Linked DNA regions of Mus musculus: region 2 is linked to region 1. The links are chromatin contacts, found by POLR2A ChIA-PET in ENCODE. All regions are on one chromosome and are shown on one strand. The core of a region is the stretch at or near the end of the contact, and the rest is flanking DNA. Distances in the headings are between cores, read along the strand shown. Region 1 holds the start of Arid5b (AT rich interactive domain 5B (MRF1-like)). Region 2 holds the start of 4930545H06Rik (RIKEN cDNA 4930545H06 gene).

What was found. ChIA-PET counts read pairs that join two places held with the same protein, here RNA polymerase II (POLR2A).
Region 2: POLR2A ChIA-PET joins it to region 1 with 72 read pairs in Patski. The contact joins the promoter of 4930545H06Rik here to the promoter of Arid5b in region 1. POLR2A ChIA-PET finds 5 or more read pairs at or near these places in 2 of 5 experiments (Patski and embryonic stem cell).

The regions. Positions count from the first base shown.
Region 1 is chr10:68,276,083-68,281,364 of GRCm38, forward strand. It overlaps Arid5b (AT rich interactive domain 5B (MRF1-like)), which reads right to left and starts at 2,644. Exons shown (of 10, transcript NM_023598.2): 1 at 2,608-2,644; 2 at 1,848-2,102. The coding sequence starts at 2,628.
Region 2 is chr10:68,319,362-68,324,192 of GRCm38, forward strand. It overlaps 4930545H06Rik (RIKEN cDNA 4930545H06 gene), which reads right to left and starts at 1,781. Exons shown (of 3, transcript NR_045357.1): 1 at 1,697-1,781; 2 at 836-1,340.

The DNA of each region.
Region 1 (5,282 bases), core at 1,394-3,893:
CTCGGGGTCTTTTAAACAAATATTCCAATTTCAATTAAAAAAAAAAAGAGTGACCACAAATATCCCATAAAACACTGAATGATTTCCTCCTGGGTTTAGTCCGAAGTCTGTTAGGCACCAGCTCTTTTCTGGATATTTAATCCTTCCCTTCTCCAGATCACAGGCCATGTTGAAGTAATAAATTTGAAAAGCAAATAATAAGAAATCAGGAAGGGGGAGGGAGAGAAGGAAGACAGCTGCGCAGCAAAGTTGGGTCGGGGGAGGGGCTTGAGCCCAGGGGGGTGGGGAGGAAGGCGCTCAACCTGTTGGTGGGCTGCAGGGGTCCCACTCTGCATCCACACACCACCTTAGTCAGGCTGCAGGCGGAGCCCGGAAAGCCGAATGCTTACACCCTAGGCTTTTCGGGGAGGGCGGGGGAGGGGTGTGTGCCGGGAGGAGGGCGGAGCTTATTTCCGAAAAGGCAGATTCCTGGGCCGAGGTTCTGACGAACTCCCTTAATTAACCAGCCGCGGACCACTGAGGGGTAATTCGATCCGGGGGAGAGGGAGTGAGCTAGCAAGGCCAAAAGTGCAATCAACTCCATCAGCTCCAGGAATTTCTGCCTGGGCTGGCAGCTCCAGGGCCCCGGAGGAGTTCAGCACCGAACCATTCATTTAACAACAGACCTACCTCGAAAGCTCGCGAGCCTGGCGCCGAGCTAGCTGCCCTCAAAAGTCTCAGTCTGATCACCCTGCTCTGTCTCGGGAGACACAAAGCCTGGCCAGGGGGCCGTGCGCCCTCCCTCCCACCGCGCCCTGGGCGCAGACTCCCCAAAATAGTTCCCGTGTGTGTGTGTGTGTGTGTGTGTGTGTGTGTGTGTGTGTGTGTGTGTGTGTGAGTGTGTGTGTGTAGGGGGGTAACGATCACTCCACCAAGCTCGGCCCTCGGACCCGGGGAGCCCATAGAGGTGCGGTCACACCCGCAGTGACAGAGCCCGAGGGAGGTGGCCTGGTGGCGGCGCCGCAGGGTCCTCCCCGCGTCCATCCCGCGCACAGACTCGCACCTCACCGCAGAGGCCCCTGCACCCAGCCCCACACCCTACTGGAAGACGTCCACTTCGCGTGGAGTCACTGGAAACCAGAACATCAAATGGCTCCGGGAGGAGGGGGAGTGGGCGCGAGATAGTTCTTAATGCCGAACGTGTTTGTGCCGGTTACACGACCGCTTTGAAATCCGCCCGGGCAGATGCGCAAGTTATTTGAATGTATTATCCCAGTACCTGTCATTTATCACTTCAGTCAACACGCCTTTGCCAACTCAATTGCTTTTGATCTCATTCTGCCTCCGTTTCGTAATTTCCGCCCTCTTAAACATATCAAATACTTAAAAGAAAAAAAAAAAACGTGAACAATATCAAAACCCACTAAAAGAAAGCTACCCAGCCCAGGAGCCAGGCATGAAGTAAAAAAATTAAAAAAATTAAAAAGCAAAAAATATGTACATTAAAATATGTATATTAAAGCATGAGATATTAATCTTCAAGAAGAGGTAGCTAAACGAACACACACACACACACACACACACACACACACACACACACACACACCCTGGAACAAAACCCTTCTTGACAAGTTATTTGATCTTGACTAAAATCAGCAGTTGGACGGTCTTTGTAAAGCTGACAGCCAAACTCTGACAATGGTAAAATACTCCAGCCCCAGTTAGTGGCGCTACCCCTTTAAAAAACGAGCGGATCCTGCTCACCGCAGAACTGAATACAGTATTTTCAAGCTTGCCTTATAATACGCATTACTGGAGGGGGGGGGTAGATAATAAAGAAGGAAGAGAGGGAGAGATAGGTTTACCACCTCGCCATGGTCGCTATTTCTGCCCTGGGGAGTGTCTTCGGGGAGGAAATAAAGTTTCGAGCTGGATAAAAGTTGCCGGCTGGTCCTTTCTTCCCACAACAGCTGGAGCTCCGCTATGCAAATCGGATCCTTTGGCGTACATCTTACAAAGAAAAAGTCGCCAAGGGACAAGATTCTTGGTTTGCCTTCAAGGTGGAATTGAAAAGCCTTATAAAAAATATAAGGTCCGTGCAAGCCACACGGTGAGCCGACCCACTGCAGGAGGGGGAGAGAGAGGGAGAGAGAGAGAGAGAAAAAAAAAAGCACCACGTAAATAATGTAGCCATCAAGCACAAATATCTATTCCCAGGCACATTAACACACAAGACTCTCAATACAGACCGGCCCACAGATAGAACGCTGGGTGAAAAAATATTACAAAACCCACTAATTTTCTGCCTCCCTTAAAAAAAAAAAAAGAAAGAAAGAAAAAGAAAAGAAAAGAAAGAAAGAAAGAAAAGAAAAGAAAAAAAAAGCCCTCCGGGTCCCCACCACCCCTCCCCAGTTCCCCATATGAGGCGATAAAATTACATTATGTAGGTATGATCAGCGCAGGGATTTTTAAAAAAAACAATAAAAATGATTTTGGGGGGATGCAGAGGGTAAAAGTTTGGTAAAAAGTTTGTGGGGGGTGTGAGGGGGTGTGAGGGGGTGGGTGAGCTGGGGGGCTGGGGGGTGCCGGGGGGCGCCGGGACCGCAGGAGCGGAGGAGAGCGAAATACCTGGAGTGAGTTGGGCTCCATCTCGACGTTCTGAATTGATTGAACTCAACATTCTCTCCAAACTTGTTGGCTTGAATGGATTGCATCAGGTCCTGGCAGGGGAAAGCATTCTCTGCTTGCAGCCGGCGTGATGTCTCAATATAAAACTAAGCTCTAGCCTCCCCCTCAGCACCAAAATGATTGAAAATATATCCTAATATTTCCTCGAAGACTCAATTTTCATCTCCTGTAAAAAAGATGTGGGTTTGCTGCCAAAGATGGGTTGATCAAATTCGAAATAGGGAGAAGGGCTAAGTCCGACCTCGGCGGGAAGAGAATGGATCAAGGCAAAAAGCAGACAGGAAGATGTAAAAAAAAATTGAAACCCATCCTAAAACCAAGTAATGAGGGTATCTTTCTCTTCTCAGTTCCTCGTGTCTGTGGGTAACGTCGGTTGAGATTTTTGGAGCAGACCAAGTCTCTCGAGCTGCGTTGTGCATCTGACAGGACCTGCTTGTATATGTCTAATATAAAGAACATTTCCTGCAGAGATTCCGGGGCGCCGCTCCTCTTTCTAATGCTCCTTAGCAGATTTGCTGTTATTAGACATGTAGATTTGTTTGATAGTTAAATTACGTTTCCTCACTGCCATGTTTGAGAGAACTAATCTGTTAAATTATCTTCTGATGCCTATTTACACGGAAGGGAAAAGTGGGTTATCGATTATATAAACATATAAATATTAATGCATTTGTTCGCTTCGCAAAAAAAAAATACTCAGCAGGGGGGAAAAAAAGGAAGAAGAAGAGCAGAAAGACAAGTGAGCAGTACACACACGTCTCGTGATTTTGCAACAATATTGAACGGACAGCAACTACATTTAGGGAGAGGAACAATAAACCATGCATGATAAATCAATACATGCGAGCCGCGAGTCTGCTCGGAATATGAATTCGGGCTCTGGGTTCTGCGTGTGCATTCTTTAATTTTGAAGTATATACACTCGTACGTGTTTACAATGCTGATGGACGCCAAGGGCTCTCTCAAATGATAATGTGTTTATATAACCCGGCGCTACAGGAATAATATACCGACTTCTACCCCACCCCCAATCCTTCCCGTGCCCCCCTCCTCCCAAAAGGGAGGGGGAGCTTTCTCGGTAATAGTTTGAAACTGAAAAAAATAATCCATTTGCAAACTAGTTAAATACCATCAGAAATTAAGCTGTTGGAAACGGAGGTGGGGGGTGGTTAACACAACGTAAGACAATAAAGGTTTTAAATGTGTATATTTATTGTTCTGGAGCCCTGGAGCATTGCGCGGTTTGCATGCACGGCTATTATGCAAACAGAGAAACTTAAGAGCCACAGAACAAGGAACAGGCAGGGACTGCAAAACCCTCGCTCGCTGCGACCCAGCTGCCGGTCCTCCGCCTGGCTCGCTTGCATTTTCGCAGCATTGATGTAAAATGGTGTACTCGCTTCCTCCACCCCTTCCCGGCTCTCCTCCCACTCTTTCCAGCACCCCTCCCCAACCCCCCAGCGATTTTATTATATTGGCACCAATCTTTCCAGAGTGGGTCTGGCAGGCTAAAAAAGTAAACATGTACTATATGGGGGATAAGGTTTGTATAGTACGACAGTTGAAACTCGATCCGCGATAAAATTACAGGATGTTGAAATTACTAGCAAGCTATTTTTAACGCTTTCGCAACGTTTCACCTCTACCCGCAGCATCGAGTTGAGACAGGATTACTTTAATGAAAATTATATTCACATGGCTGAAGTTAATACACCCAGCAGAGCACAAACGCCTCATCTTCGGTGATCTGGCGGTGGAAGGACCCTCTGTGTGTGTTTTGACGCTTTTTTTCCATAACGTCTGCCTCCGCTGCAGTAAGAATTAGGGCGCTTAACATTATCTAAAACACATTTTTTTGATTCAGAACATGGAGAAGTCATAAAAAAGGCAAGATGTATCTTGTTTCTATATACACAGAGATAAACGAAAGAAAATGGCAGATCCTCCAATTACAATAAGTAATAAAAGCCCATGCCAAAAAGCCCGTATTCTGGAAGCTGTCGAAAAGCTATTTTAATAATTTAAAGTAATATTCCAACTCTGCACCGTGGGGGAGGACAGTGTACCAATTTACAGTCTTCCATCTTTTGCATTAGCCAAATTATGACCTGCACATCACTCCTTAATTATCTTCCTTGAAATTTCATCTGATCTTACCATTTCATAAACATGGGTTAGAGAGAGAAATTACAGCCCTTTCGCCCTCTCTTTTTAACTTTATGGTGCACGCTGCAGACGTTTGATTAGAATAACCCATTTTGTTCATTTTTAACATATGAATGGATTTGACTGAAGGGCATTTTACATATTTAAAAAAAATATTCATGAGCTGCCTCGGGCTTCTGGTAGCCTCTGTCCTGTTAGTGTAAATATATACATTCAATTCAAAAGATGATATATTAAAAAAACTTGAGTTGCTGTATTTTGACAAGATTTTTCTTTGAGATCATCTATGAGTCAGTTTCCTGCCTGACCAAGGCGGCTGCATTTATGCAGGAAACCTCGACACAGTGCCTGAGGGCATCCCTGGATTGTGTATTAAACCTCTCTTAAAAAACACACAGCTTTCCACAGCATTTGAGCAACTTGGGTAGTCTTTAAGTGTCTGTAAATGA
Region 2 (4,831 bases), core at 531-3,030, 42 kb after region 1:
TTAGGCAGGACTTCCTGCCAGAACTCAGTGAACAGGGGGCTGGCTAGTAACAGGATACAAACTGACTGGGGGACCCCTAAGCAGCTGAAGTGTTAATTTATTAAATATCCCTTGATTTTCAGGGCTTACAATAAAAAGTATTTGTGGTCGGGAGAGTGAGAAAACAGGAAACACAAGTCTTCTAAGCCCGTTTTTATGCTTGGAACAAAACCACCCCTTTATCCAGGCCTGAACCTTGTGTGTTTATCTGAAAGTGCACAGGGAGCAAGCGGCTGCTTCATTTCTATTTAAAGTGCCTCTCTCTTCCACATGGGTTTTGGTGCCAACAGGGAGCCTTCCTGTGGTGCCCGGGGACCCTGCTGTCCTCCTTGTCTGTCTTCTGCCTTGATCTGCAGCGTCCTCCCTGGCTTGATGAGTGTGCCCTGGCTCAGTTTCCCCGCTTTGGTCCAAATTCACAGGGAAGTGGGAAATGGTTTCCTGATCAAAGCTGAACTTGATCTCTATCAAAGAAGCTTTACCAGCCTGGAAATCTGAGCCACTTGAAAATGTAGTTTAGATCCAAGAGGGAAACTACTCAACTGTCCCTGCAGGGCCAGGTTGAAAGAAGAAAGGGGCAGGTCCCCAAATAGGAACTGCCTTTAATGTGATTTCCCCAGAACAGTGTGTTTGACCCGAGCCTCTGTCTTTGTGCTTCATTTCCATTGGCTGTGGCCCGTCTTGTTACAGTAAAGGTTAGGGTGGGAGAGGCCAGAAAGAGAACCCGTTCTCTTCCTCATACTCACAGGGCCGAACATTTCAAATGAAGAAACCATGGGAATGGCTTATAATGGCTTACCTTGTACAGAAGTAAGAAGCCTGATCCCAGGTTGGTAGTCACTCAGGAGCTGGAGACGTGGCTCAGAGGTTGAGAGCACTGCCTGCTCCTCCCCAGGATCCAGGTTCAGTTCCTAGCACCCACATGGCGGGTCACAGTCTTCTATAATGCCAGGGGATCCGACACCCCTCTTCTGGCCTCTGCAGGCACTGCATGCATGTGGCACATGAACACACACGCAGGGGAAACATTCATACACATAAAATAAAGTTTAAAAAAGAAAACAACTTGGGCAAGAGATTTATATCTTTAAACCTCAGTTTCCCCAGACTTTCTATAGGATTAAGGGCAGTTGGTGGTCCTTGTTGATTCACAAATGTCTGTTCTTGACTCCATCCACCGGGTACCTTCTTTACAAAGTACCATTTCTTCCCGAAAAGTCTGGAGCAGGGATGGTTGTAGATTTAACACTGTCCACTTATTTACTTTTCACCGAAGTAGAAGGCTGGCCAGAAGGACTTTAGACCTACAAGTCAGATTTTTGAGCTAAGTCAGTTGGTAGACTGGTTGTCCAGCATGTAAAAAGCCTTAGATTTGATCCATTATCAGATAAACTGGGTGTGCTGGTACATGTCTATAATCCTGCATTCTGGAGGTGGAGGCCATTTTGGGCTTCATAACATGTTTGAGGGCATCCCGGACGACATAACTCCCATGAAACAACAAACCCAAGGACAGCTTAAGGAGTTGAAATGTACAAGTACCTGCTATACGGGAGACAGTTACTCCATCTCATATACTATAGTTCTTGAAGAGGACGAAAGAAAATGTAGGTAGGTGATGTAGACTACTATTCTTATTCTTAGATGGGGGACATCATACCTTCTCTGGCTTAACTGATAAACTGGGGTGACCCAGGCAGAGACACTCAGCTCCACAAATTCAAGTCTTCTCCTCTGTCACAGGTGACCTGTGTGGCAGATTGTGATGCGGGGAGGTGTTGGAGGGGTGGGGGAGGGGACAGCATCAAGACATCTGGTGCTGGTGAATGCCTCGAGATTCCCTCTGTGTTAGTCACGTTGGTTAATTTACACATTGCTGGGGTAAAACAGCTGACAAGCACAACTGAAGAAAAGAAGGATTTATGTCATCACAGTTTGAGGTTACAGTGCAGTTTGGGGATGGGGTGGGGGTGGGGTGTGACCTTGAGGTGGGTACCCATGAGTTTTGCTATCAGGAAGCTAAGGGAGATGAACTCTGGTGTGGAGCCTTTTCATTCAGTTCAGGGCCCCAGCCTGTAGAATGCTCCCATCCATATTTAAGGAGGGTCTTCCCATCCCAGTGAACCCAACTTAGACATTCTGCCACAGACACACCCAGAGACCTATCTCCTAAGTGGTTATAGATCCTGTCAAGTTGACAGTGTTAACTATCATGGTACACCGTGAGTCTGATCCCCTCAGCTGTGTGGAACCAAGGCTGGATTCAAACTGGCCTGGCTTGAGCCCATAGCAAGAGATTTCAGCTTCTTCATGGCATCCCATGGAAGCTATGTTAAGAATAATGCCCAGGTCCCATGAGGCCTAGGGTACAAATCTGGTGAATTCTTTTCCATTGTTTTCTCCATCTTGCTACAATGTAGATGGTAACCACAGGGCCACTAGAGACCTGTGGGATTGGGAGGGACTTTGTGACCATAACTGCTCTGTTGATTAGGCATCAGAAATTTGTTATTCCTGGTTATGCTAGCTTTCTTTGCTCAAGCATGGGAGTGGTTTGTTAAATGGTCCGAAGCCTGTTCCTTTTATGGTACAAACATAATCAAGGTAACAATTACAGTCCATGGCAAGACTCGGTGAGAACATGGTGGTAAAAGAGCAGGCTTGAGGGATGTTAGCTCTCAGGAAGCCTAGGCAGTGTTGCAGTGTTGCAGTGTTTTAAAATCTTTCAAGCATTTCCAACTTTAATGAATGAGAAGGTATTGCCAAGGCTATCTATCTATCTATCTATCTATCTATCTATCTATCTATCTATCTATCTATCATATGTAGATCTTCTATTATTACCTATCCATCTCTCTATCAATCTATCAATCATCTATCTATCATCTATCATATGTAGATCTTCTATTATTACCTATCCATCTCATCTATCTATCAATCTATCAATCTATCAGTCTATCTATCAATCATCTATCTATCTACCTATCTGCTATCTATCATCTGTAGATCTTCTAATTTGCCCATCTATCTCTTGTATGTATGTATGTATGTATGTATGTATGTATCTATCTATCTATCTATCTATCTATCTATCTATCTATCTATCTATCTATCTGTAGATCTTCTATTCTTACCCATCAATTTCTCAACTATATCCACTTATCATTTCTCTATCTTACATGTACCAATCATCTATTCATTCACCAGCCATTGATCCATTCATCCGTCTACTTATCTATTTCCTACCTCAACATTAAAATCTAACATGTGAAGATTTTCTTTTAACTATTCAGAGATTCTGGCAGGACAGTGATGGCTTTTTGTTCCCATAAAGTAGCAATGAAATCAACACAGAGAGGAGCCACTACTATAGATCAGGCATGTGTGCCATGTGTGCTCCTGTTGGTCCTCTCCCTTCACTCTTTGCCCTCTTCACCCATGGATGCTAGTGCTAGGCTTGGCCCAGACTCACAGGAGTGTCTGAACTTTTGACATTAACATTGTAACACAACATGGCTAGCTACGGAGGAGTTGGTCTGTGTACCCAGTTCTCCCAGGATGCATACTACCCACAGGCCACAAGGTAGACTTGCTTGGTAGACTAAGATGGAATCCTGTCAGGCTGACTTGGATCCAGCAGGATACATCACTCTTCTCTCCGGTCTCTCTATCCAGAGGATGAGACCCAACCCCACCTTGCCGCTGTTCCACACCAGAGTCTCTGATCTCCCTTTAAGATTCCTGCACACACAATTTATGGTATATTGCTTTATAGCTCTTGTTACTAATGGACTGTGTAGAGCTCAGCTTTACAGTTAAGGCCAGAGCAGGAAAACCTGTGAGTGGAGGAGAGGCGAATTTAAGTATATTTGCTTTGTGACTTAAGTTGGGTCTCTGGACCTCACCATCTTTCTCTGTAATATGAGAGAACCAGGTGCTATTTATACTCTGCATTCCACAAGAAAACCCTCCACAGTGCTGTGATGTCTGGGTAGGAATTCTTCTCTTTACTTTGTGACCAGGCTGCAGAGTCTGAGCAGAGGTGGCCCACACCTGCCCCCTGGGGCCTTTCTTTGACACACGAGAAGGACCGACAAATTAACAATTACAGAACTTAGTGCCTATACCACACTGGACACTAACACTCTCATATCCTAAAACAGTGTCTAATACACACTAAGTAGTCCCCTGTGTCCTGACCCAGGTCAAGGTGACACTGATGGTGTCTGATCAGTTTTCTCATGCTAAACCTGGGTTCCATGAAGAAATGGATGCACCTTATTTACAGCCTGGCATCAAGGTGCAGTCCCAGGAAAATAGCTGTGTTCGGCTGACCCAATGTCTAGAATGTAGATCTGGGACCTTTATTTATTAACATGTACCCTAGGGGAAACTGCTTTTTTTATTTCTTTCTTAAAAAAAAAAAATAAGGCGATGCCTCTAAGCTAGAACTGAATTATAGATAGTGCTAATTTGGTTCAATTATTTTGCTCATTACAGGCAGAAACACAAGTGACATTACAGACCCGAGACTGAGAAATCCAGTCCTGGCTTACTCGTGTGCAAGTACAAGTGGGGGATTCGGAATGTATCAAATAACTAGCTGTCATACCTGATTAATACTACCCGATCCAGGGGAAGCAGCCACTCTGTCTTCCAAAATGTCATTAAAATATCAAAAAAGGAAGAAAAAAAAAGAGAGAAAGAGAGAGAGCTCCCGTAATTAAAGAAACATTATTTTGTTCACACAGCCTGGAAAAAAAATGTGATTGAGGTAGCAATTTTGAGAAGCTGA